2 separate regions of the Homo sapiens genome follow, and region 2 is linked to region 1. A link is an interaction called in ENCODE POLR2A ChIA-PET data of the cell type or tissue named here. Cell type or tissue: Panc1. All regions are shown on one strand. Links, peaks and the distances in the headings refer to the core of each region. The heading gives the core; the rest is flanking DNA. Region 1 overlaps SH3PXD2B (SH3 and PX domains 2B). Region 2 overlaps NEURL1B (neuralized E3 ubiquitin protein ligase 1B).

What was found. ChIA-PET counts read pairs that join two places held together with the same protein. Peaks named below come from ENCODE experiments on the same cell type or tissue, not always from the same donor. Only the 100,000 strongest peaks of a DNase experiment are listed, where the experiment ranks them.
Region 2: POLR2A ChIA-PET joins it to region 1 with 15 read pairs; 2 of 35 experiments call an interaction of 5 or more read pairs at or near these places.

What each region holds. Positions count from the first base shown.
Region 1 is chr5:172,376,183-172,381,551 of GRCh38, forward strand. The region is part of intron 5 of SH3PXD2B (SH3 and PX domains 2B); the gene reads right to left. Among named protein-coding and RNA genes, the nearest start is that of SH3PXD2B, 76 kb to the right of the region's middle. RefSeq lists a silencer at 1,592-1,651 and an enhancer at 1,952-2,081. In Panc1, for the core only: no CTCF peak of the experiment used is centred there; no DNase peak of the experiment used is centred there; H3K27ac peaks cover 2,660 bases.
Region 2 is chr5:172,656,418-172,661,786 of GRCh38, forward strand. All of the region lies in intron 1 of NEURL1B (neuralized E3 ubiquitin protein ligase 1B), which reads left to right. It also overlaps the pseudogene LOC100130394. Among named protein-coding and RNA genes, the nearest start is that of MIR5003, 3.1 kb to the right of the region's middle. RefSeq lists enhancers at 2,398-3,392, 3,688-3,777. In Panc1, for the core only: no CTCF peak of the experiment used is centred there; no DNase peak of the experiment used is centred there.

The DNA of each region.
Region 1 (5,369 bases), core at 285-5,284:
CCACGCCTGGCTCTTTTTGTATTTTTAGTAGAGACGGGGTTTTGCTATGTTGGCCAGGCTGGTCTTGAAGTCCTGACCTCAGGTGATTTGCCCGCTTTGGCCTCTCAAACTGCTGGGATTACACGTATGAGCCACCATGCCTGGCCTATCTATCTTCTTGATTACAGCCATTCTAGTGGGTGTGAATTGGATCTAATGATATTTCACTGTAGCTTGGATTTGCATTTCCTGATGGATAATGATGCCAGGATCTTCTCATATGCTTACTGGCTATTTGTGCATTTTCTTTGGAGAAATGTCTACTCAATGTGTCTGGGTTTTTAACCACCATGTAATAATGCTTCAGAGCAACCTGGGAGAGAGCAGTGAGGGAGCCAAGCCCAAGAGCAGGGGCTACAGTCCTCCTGTATGTCTGGGAGGCGCAGCAGAGTCTGGCCAGGTCGGGCTGGGCTGGTGGTGATGTCCTCCCTCCAGGGATAACATCACTGAGGTTGACCTTCACAGCGCCCATGCAGAGAAGGGTGAGGGTCAGAGTGGAATGTCCTAGCTCACCTTCACTGGCACTCACTGGGTCCTGGTCAGAAAGCTACACTTGGACTGCCTCACTGCGTCCGCATACATCCCTTTGAGGGTTACTCCATTTTGCAGATGAAGATACTGACGCCCAGAGAGGTGAGGTACCAGGCCCAGGACTGGAACCCAGGAAGTCTGGCTGGAGCCCACTCTCCTGACCACCACCTGGACCATCCAGTGACTGAAGCTCCCCTCTTGGCTGCTGCATCAAGACACACTAACGAAGGTTCCACCAGGCTGCTTCTACAGAAAGCACCAGCTGCCAGAGTTGCCATCCAGGCCTGCGACCTGAGCCGTGGTCTGGGCTTAAGACCCGGGCTCCTGCTGAGCCATGCACCCCTGCTTCCACTGTCCCAGCCAGAGCAGAGGAGTGGGGGCGGCAGGGGACTCTTGGGTTCAGGCAGCCACAGCATGCGTTTGCTCAAGCAGGTGGGTCATCTTCTTGGTGTGACATGCTTGGGGTGTTCCCAAGTTTTCCTACTCATGGCGGCCAAAACCCTCCTCCAATAGCACCAGCTGGCTAGGAAAGACGCCCAAAGTCCATGTCAAGCCCTAACATGGGTTGACCTTCAGGATCCTGACCAACAGACCAACCCCAATGGGTATAACCCTCAAGTTCACCATCCCTAAACCAACAACCAGGACCCAGCTGAGACTGCCTGCTGTGGCCCCAGAACCATCCCTTGGGCCCTTGGCAACCACCTTCCTTCCTTTTCAAATCCTGGCTTAAAGACAGGAAGGCATCACTAGGTAAGCACCTGCCCTGTGCCAGACACCATCCTTTATGGGCAGGGTCTTGCTTAGTCCTCACAACCAAGCTGTGAGCCAGGGTAGTGACGCCCGCTTTACTGATGAGAAAATAAGCTCAGAGAAGTCAAGTCATTTGTCCAAGGTCACACAGCTGGGAAGGGACAAAGAGATTTGAACCTTCCCTTTCTTTTCAGGAAGGCTCTCAGAACCAGATACATATACTCCAGCATGATGGACGTATATAAGATATGAGATAAGCATGCTAGCTTATCTCAGCTGTTACTTGGTGCTTTCTTTGGTACAGTCTGGGCTGTGTTTTGTATTTTCAGTGGATGTTCTATTTGTGTATGCATGGGTGCCTGTGTACCCACATGTTCACACAGCTTTTCCCACCACTGTGAAAGTCAGCAGGCCCTCCCTATCTGGCTGATGAATGAACAATGCCAGTGCCCTTGGCTGGATGCAGCATGGGCTGAGAGCTCCTGTCCTGCGCTATTTCTACAAGCCCAAGCCAGCAAGCTAGTGAGGCTGCCTCTGCCACCAAAGAGAGGAAGCCAGAGAGTACCACAAAGCCACCATGCAGCCTCCGGGACTTCCCACCTCCTCTCGAGGGCTGGCTCACACCCTTTGTCCCCGAGTGTCCTTCCTTCTTGAATGAAGATGACCAGACTCCTCCCAAGCACAGCAGCTGCCCCTGGCCTGGCCCTCTCCCCTCTGTGTGTCTAAGTTGGTCTGATGCTTGCTCAGAGGCTGGGGCCACTGCAACCACCCTTGCCAGGGAGAGGGCAGAGGCATCCCAGCACTAACACTGGGAAGGGCCGCCAGCGCGGGGCTTCTTCACCTCAGGTCCATGTACAGGATTCTGCACAAATAAGGACCTCCTGAAACTGCAGGTGCTCTTCCAGGAAGAGGGAAGAAAGCTTTTGTTGGAATCTCTAAGTGGTCCATGATGCTCCCCAAAGTTAAACTTGGATTCTCTAAGTGGTCCAAGATGCTCCCCAAAGTTAAAGTAGAAGAAAATCTGGCTATCATTGAATCCAGGGGCCCAAGGAATGCACACCAATGCCAATACTACCCTCGTGGCTGCTGTCTGCTCCTTCCTCTGCCCTTGGGCAATATGGTCTGTAGAGCAGTTCCAAGTGATTTTCTCCACATCTTCTCATTTGATTCCCCAAGCAATTCTGTGAGGGAGGTGTCATCAGGCCCATCTTACATAAGAGGAGACTGAGGCAAGGGGCAGAAAAACCTGCCCAATCTTACCCAGCTTGAAAGTGGCTCCTATAGGCCGGGCATGGTGGCTCATGCCTGTAATCCCAGCACTTTGGGAGGCCAAGACAGGTGGATCACGAGGCCAGGAGATCGAGACCATCCTGGCTAACACGGTGAAACCCCGTCTCTACTAAAAATACAAAAAATTAGCCGGGCATGGTGGCGGGCGCCTGTAGTCCCAGCTACTTGGGAGGCTGAGGCAGGAGAATGGTGTGAACCTGGGAGGCGGAGCTTGCAGTGAGCCAAGATCGCGCCACTGCACTCCAACCTGGGTGATAGAGCAAGACTCTGTCTCAAAAAAAAAAAAAAAAAAAAAAGGAAAGTGGCTTCTATAAACTGAATTCATATATTGAAACACTAACCCCAGTGTGATGGTGCTTGGAGATGGAGGCTTTAGGGGTAATTAGGTCATAAACGTGGAGCCCCCCGGATAGGATTAGCGCCTTTATGAGAAGACACAAAGGTAAGAGGATCGCTTGAGCCCAGGAGTTTCAGACCAGCCTGGACAACATAGCCAGACCCTGTCTCTACAAAAAATTAAAAAAAAAAAAAAAAAAAAGAAGAGACATAAGAGAGCTGGCTTTCTCTCTCTCTCTCTCTCCCATGTGGGGACACATCTGCAAACCAGGAAGTGGCCTTCACCAGGCACTGAAATAGCTGGCACCTTGATCTTGGATTTCCAGCCTCCAGAAAGTGAGAAATACATTTTTGTTTAAGCCACCCAGTCTGTGATATTTTTGTCATAGCAGGTGGAACAGACTAAGACAGTAGTCAGGCAATTTTCCCTGCTGAGGGTATATCAGGCTGGGCATCTTGATCAACTCTTAAGAGACAGCGCTGGAATAAAGACAACAATGTCTGGTCATTCCAAGAGGGGCACTACCATGAGCCGCCACTTCCTGAGCAGCTGGCAAAGTCTTAGAATTTTTCCCTGTGGCAGTCACTCAGTCCTCAACATTACCCTACAAAGTACAGCTACTCCCATTTCACAATAGAGCAAGTGGAAGCCCAGAAGCAAAGTGAGGGAGGCCCATGGCCACAAAGCCCAGGAGTGGCAGAGGCAGGATTCGAACCTGGGTGTACTAGATTCCAAACTCAGGCTCTTTTCTATCAAGTGAGCCTCTTGTGTGGGACTGAGCTTAGGTTCAGACTCAGGCTGACCTGGGGAAAATTCACCTTCACCTCTTCCAAACTGTGCCTCTCTTTCATTATCATTTTGTTAAAAGTCCCTTTTATTATTCTGAACCTCAGCTTCCTCATCTGTAAGAGAGGAATGACAGGTTTTTTTGTTTTTGTTTTTGAGACAGAGGCTCCCTCTGTCACCCAGGCTGGAGTGCAGTGGCGGCGATCACTGCTCACTGCAGCCTCAACCTCCTTGGCCCGAGCAATTCTCCCATCTCAGCTTCCTGAGTATCTGGGACTACAGGCACGTACCACTATGCCCGGCTAATTTTTTTTTTATTTTTAGTAGAGACAGGATCTGACTATGTTGCTCAGGCTGGTCTTGAACTCCTGTGCTCAAGCAATCCTTCCGCCTCGGCCTCCTAAAGTGCTGGGATTACAGGCGTGAGGGAATGACAGTTTTTATTGGGCAGTTTCGTGAGAAAATGAAGTGGAAAGGGAACACAATAAGCTCTGTATCCTTTGATTTACCTTGTGTAGAAATTATAAGTGAAGCCAGAGGCTATGAGCCTGAATGGCAGTTCAATCCTGTAAGCCCAGGAGGACTGGAGACAAAGGTGCTTTGAGACTATTTCCCCATATTTCATGATGGCGACACAAATTGGGAAATGCTTACCAGACACCAACGCCAAAGACACTAAGAACAAAAACATTAGCCAGCACGAGCGAAACACCCCAAATTATCAGATTTATATTATTCTGTATCTTTATGATTATTTTCAAATTTATGAAACTGTGTCTTGGCTCCCGTGTTGGTAAGGCATTCCCTTGTGACATCCGATTCAAAGGTTTACTGTTGCCTCTTACAGTCTCCCTTCACTCCAAAACCACGCACTTCTGTGCGCTCACTATGAGAAGCTGTGTTTACTCGCTCCGTGCTCGTCACAGGAAATGGTGCATATTGGGATATATTTATTGCAGAAACTTAGGTCTACTCATCTGTGTGCTAGCAAACCATCAGTCCTGAGTGGTGTACTCGGAAGTCTGTGAACTCGATTTTGGAGGTCGCTGTGTGTGTGTATAAATATAAATGGCCTGACTTCACTTGTTAAAACACTTTCATGCTTTCTCCTCACAAGTCTATTTAAAAAATTTTTGTGATTCCAGCAGATCATTTCCAAAAGGGAGCATGTGTCTTTCTCTCTTGATACACATACAGTGCTTGGCACACTGCCCGCCACGCTGGCTGCTCAGCAAACTCAGCCTTGGTTACGGCTGCTGCCTGGGGCATCCAGCGAACGCAGCGCCAAGAGCAGCAGCATCTACTTCTGGAACAGAGCCTGGCTGGTACTTTTCAGCCCTTCTCGAATGAGCCCAGACGGACCCCAAACTCTGCCCGCTCTTGCTCCTGTGACCCCAGGACACTCCCAGCACCTTGGGCTGATCTCTTTTCCCCACTGCTATTTCTCCGTTAGCCAGATCCCTTCCTGCTTTCCCCAAAGCACCCGGGCCGGCCAGAGTGTTGGTGCGTAAGTGCGGGTAAGCAGGCGGTGCTAGAGTTTTATGTGGTGTGCACTGTGTGGCTGGGGCTGCTGGCTGTGTAGCGACAGGCGTCTGGGCAAGTGGCCTGTCCACTGCAGGGAGAAGTGACAGGG
Region 2 (5,369 bases), core at 176-5,175, 280 kb after region 1:
AATTCCAGCTATACGTGGCAAAAGATGTTATGGCAGGGAATAGAGAGGTTTAAATACAGATGAAATAAAGGGTCACCATCTCCTCAGGCACAAGGAACAGCTTACTTTTTGCCAGATTTCTTAATTCCACCTATGGCCAAGAGCCCCTTCCCCGCGGCCTTCGCTTTTAGCTCCTCGAGTTTCTTCTGCTCCTCTTTTTGTTTCTGCTTGAAAGCCTTATCTTCCTCGTCCATCTCCTTGGCCTACTTCTTGGGCTGTTTCAGTGGCTTCTTCTTGCCACCTTCGCGGCCGGACATGGCGCCTGCCGCCGCTTCCCCAGAAGTTAAGTTTAAAAGTAGAAGGCAAAGAATTGAACACACTGACATATTAATTCTTTGAAAATAAATTTAAAACTCCTAACAACCGCCATGTCCTCATCTTTAGGATGGGGATAATGACAGTCCCTCCCTCCCTCATGGGGCTGCGATGATGAATAAATAGGAGATTCTAGGTGAAGTCCAAATCCAGCACAAGCTGGGAACTCTGTTAAGTGGCCATTACCTTTTTTCCTTGGAGGCAAGGGATCTGTGCTCCCAAAATTGATCTGTGCAGTAGGACCAAATAGTCCTGCTATAGACTATTTGAGTCAGTCCCTCACGTCCCCATGATGGATGACTGGTTGGCTAGGGAAGCAATTCTGCATGATAACCAACAGCATGCATGGGCTTTGGATTCAGACCTGAGTCGAATCCTCACCGTGCTGTTTATCTGCCTCATGAACTTGTGCCAGCCCCTTACCCTCTCTGGGCCTAATGTCCCTATATGTGAAATGGGCTCACAGGGCTATAGAGAGGACCAGTGAACCAAGGACTGTCAGATCGCCAGAACTTAGGACACATGGGATGGAGATTCTAATCAGGGCTCCTGTGGGTGGAGGATTACCCAGGTGCCGAGGCAAGAGACTGAAGGCACAAACTGTTTCAGTATAATAAAGAAAATGGTTAGAATAAGAATAGTCATAATACAAATTAGATATAGAGATGATCATGGACAATTATCAATCATTATTATAAACATTATTAATCATTAGCTTTTAATATTACTCTTTGTTGCATTACTAATATAACCTAGGAATAACCGGTGGGTATAGGGTCAGGTGCTGAAGGGACATTGGGAGAAGTGACCTAGAAGGCAAGAGGTGAGTCTTCTGTCACGCCCGCATAAGGGTTGCTTGAGGGCTCCTTGGTCAAGTGGTAACGCCGGTGTCTGGGAAGGCACCTGTTACTTAGCCGACCACGAAAGGGAGTCTCCTTTCCTTGGAGGAGTCAGGGCACACTCTGCTCCACCAGCTTCTTGTGGAAGGCTGGATATTATCCAGGCCTGCCCGCAGTCATCCGGAGGCCTAAACCCCTCCCTGTGGTGCTGTGCTTCAATGGGCACACTCCTCGTCCACTTTCATGTTCCTCCCATACTCCTGGTTCCTCTTTGAAGTTCGTAGTAGATAGTGGTAGAAGGAATAGGGAAAATCTTAAAGTGTTTGATCTTTCTTATAAGTGCATAGAAGAAAACGCTGACATATGCTGCCTTCTCTGTCTGCTTCAGCTACCTAAGAGGGAAGGGCCCCCTGTCCAGTGATCACGTGACTTGCTTCACCTTGTCAATCACTTAGAAGATTCACCCTCCTTACCCTGCCCCCTTGTCTTGTATGCAATAAATATCAGTGCACCCAGCCTTTCGGGGCCACTTACCGGTCTCCACGTCTTGGTGGTAGTGGTCCCCCGGGCCCAGCTGTTTTCTCTTTATCTCTTTGTCTTGTGTCTTATTTATTACAATCTCTCGTCTCCGCACACAGGGAGAACACCCGCTAAGCTCCGTAGGGCTGGACCCTACAGGCTCCAGAGCATGCCTTCCAAGCACGTAGCCCTTTACCTCTTGGGGAAGGGAGCAGAAGTCCATGCGGGCTTCCTGCAGGCATCCTCAGTCCACACTTACCTGCTCTCATGAGGCTTTCAGGCGTTTGGGGGAAGCCCTGCGTGGTGAGTGAGGGGGAGAGAGAAGAGAAGGCTGCATCTCCAGAGAAGGACGAGACACGCATCAGAGTCACTTCCTGGGGGGCCTCAGAGCCGAGTGTGGCTGGGAAGATGACATTAGCTGACCTACCTTGTGTCAGGCACTGTGTTGACCTCCTTCCCTGCAGGGATGACTTCTGCACTTTGCCGTCAGGAGCCATAGCATCTTTGTCATAGCCTTGGGAGCCAGGCTGGTATGAGTTCAAACACCCATGCCACAATTCCTGGTCATGGGCAGCTCACCCAATCTCTCAGAGCCGCCCTCCTCCCTGGGAGGGGGTCTGGTAGCCATCACCTCCTCCATCACCGTCAGGAGGTTCCTGCAAGGTCCTATGGGTGGGGGGCCATTGTCCCCTGGGAGGTCTGCCTCTCCCATCAGGCCCTACCCCCAATTCTTTTTCAGGCCTCAGGGACACTCAGCCCTGGGGCTCCGTCCCCCTGCTGTAATCAGTCACTTTCTTCCTTTTGTAGATGCTTTGCTTATTGTTCGTCCCCAAGTTCCGCCAAACTGTGGCCTCTGAGGAGCTCAAAACAAGCTGATTGATGACATCCACCACCACCCCTGCCCGCCCCCCCCCCCCCAAAGCTTCCTTCCTGAGACCAAGCCAGGGTATTGCTCACCCTCTGTGCCAGAAGGTGGATTAAGCTACTTATACGTAGTCTAGCTTTTTTCTTGTAGGTCAGGATGTAAGTGAGAGACCTTGGGACCAGCAAACATTTTGCCCAGCTGTTGGGGTGTGAAGAACATTTCTTCAGTCCAGGAGCAAGAACAGTGTTGCTCCAGGGGAACTTGGGCCAGTGGGTCTATTGTGCCAAAAATGCTGACCTTCAGGCCCCGCAGGTGCTCTCCTGGGGCTGAAGTTGGGAGCAGCCAGGCTTCTGGGCACCACCCAGGCTGGGGGAGTGGCTGTCCTCAAGGCAAAGAGAAGGAGAAACGGTAGGCCTGGCAACCTCAGCCAGCTTATCACTGGGCAGCTGCCAGGGGCTGCCAGGAGGAGAAGCAGGCGCTGAGGGGCAGGACCATGTCAGCCGTTGGAAGAGACATTCAAAACCTGGACTGTTTTCTTACTCCTGCCACGCTGGGTCACTTTGACTGGCATGGAAGAAAGGAAGGCCCAGGGTTTCAATCTCATTTTTCAGAGAGGTGGATCCACAGGAGTTTTTCTTCCCTGATCCCAACCCTTCAGCAGCCCCCAGAACCTTCTGGAGGACTTTAACCTCCCCTGCATGGCCTTTAAGACCCTTTGTGATACTGCCCCTGACTCCCACTCCACCCTCCCCTCTCCCTTCTGGCCTGTACTCCTCACAGTTCCCCAGTGCTCTCAGCTGATTCTCATCTCCAGGCCTTTGCTGGTGCTGTTCCCTCTGCCTGAAACACACTTCCCCATCCTTTGTCATCCTCCCAGCCCTGCTTCCTCAGTCTGCAAAGCAGCTCCCCTGAGAAGCTGTCGCCACTGCCCCAGCCCTCCCTGGCCACCACCCTGTGCAGTCATGGGGTCTGCTTATGTCCATCCTTGCAGCTGGTCTCAGCTCGAGGGGGCGGGGACAGTGTGTGACTTGTCAGTGCATGTACCCGGCAGCCAGCGCGGGCCCTGGCCCAGAGCAGATGCTCTGTAAATGTCAGATGAAGGAGGAAGTGATGTACTCGAGAAGGAATGAGGGCACATTCCCCCCACCTCTCACTGCAGTGGGGCCCTAGCCCTGGGAGCCGGCGCCTCTGAAGTTGGAGTTTCCTGGGTCCCTTTATCAAGAAGAGACCACAGTCAGGGGGCCCGGCAGAGGGTCGGAGTCAGCTTGGGAATCCCAGCCCTGGCTGAGCATGCTTTGAGGGGGCGTCGGGATGACCTCACCCCCTGGGAACTCTCGCATCAGAGCCCACTCAAGCTGAGAGGTCTGCCACTTAGGCCTGGATGGAGTGAGCTTTTCTCCCCACAAGCAGCATTGCGACCTCTGGCCTCTCTGGGATGTCCTTGCAGCTGTTGACGGGGTTTTGTTTGCAAAGCAAAGGGAGCAGAGTGGCAGTTACCAGCGCGGGCTGGCCCTTTTCCCTTGGGGATGCTGGCCAACCAGGCCTCTGAAAAAGGGAACAAAGTCCAGTAAGCTGGTGTCTGTCTCCTGAGTGCCTGTCACTGCCCCATTTGGCAGAGGTGAGGAAGGGTTGGTTATGTTTTTTCTTTTCTCTTTATTTTTTTTGAGATGTAGTCTCCCTCTGTCGCCCAGGCTGGAGTGCAGTGGTGCGATCTCAGCACACTGCAACCTCCGCCTCCTGGGTTCAAGTGATTCTCCTGCCTCAGCCTCCAAGTAGCTGGGATTACAGATGCCCGCCACTACACCCGACTAATGTTTGTATTTTTAGCAAAGGCAGGGTTTCACCATGTTGGTCTCGAACTCCTGACCTCAGGTGATCTGTCCACCTCGGCCTTACAAAGTGCCGAGATTACAGGCGTGAGCCACCGTGCCCAGCCTGGTTATGTTTTTTTCCAGCCCACTTTTAAACCCACCAATGGAAAATGGAACTTTGTTGGCAAAGGTGACTGATATCTTGGCCCCTCTGGATATGGCGGGAAGCCTTGCTAAATACCAGCCTTGCCTTTTCCTCTCTCTAGAGCACAGCCTGCCCCCCTCACCCCAACACACATGAGCACCATGTTGCTTCCTACTGCCAACAGTGCTGGTTTACATTTTGGACTGGGGCAAATGTCATTTGAACCAGAGATTTCTCACTCAAGGTCTACAGTCCAAGGACGCATGTTATAAAGGTCCAGGTCCAGGAAGCCCCTGAAGTTGAATATCAGATTGTGCATGGAGTCTGGGTATGTTTCTGGGGGGAAACCCTGAAGTTGAATATCAGATTGTGCATGGAGTCTGGGTATGTTTCTGGCGGGGAAGCCTCTATAGATTTTATTGCTTCTAACAAGGTCCATGAACCATTCCCCACGCCCCGCCAACCCAAAAGTTATGGCAGCTGCCTTGAAGAAGGGGTGGGGTGGAAGAAAGGGCATGAGCCTGGTCCTCTCAGACCCTCAGTTTCCTCATCTGGGAAATCAAGGTGGTAAAACCCACTCTGCAGAGTTTTCCTGAAGATTAAACCCAATAAACCAAGACATGTACCCACTACATAGCAGAGGCCCAGTGAAACTCCAGTGTAATCCTCATGTTCAAAGGAAGAGGCAGAATAGACGATTCTCCCATTTGGCAATTCCCTTTCCTGGTGGAGAGGAATCTGCTGAAAACCTCAGCCAGCATGCCATCTGCGGAACTCCAGCAGGCTGGAAGCCGGCGTCTCGGGGCCAGAGTATCGGGAGCTGTTGCTTCCTGCCA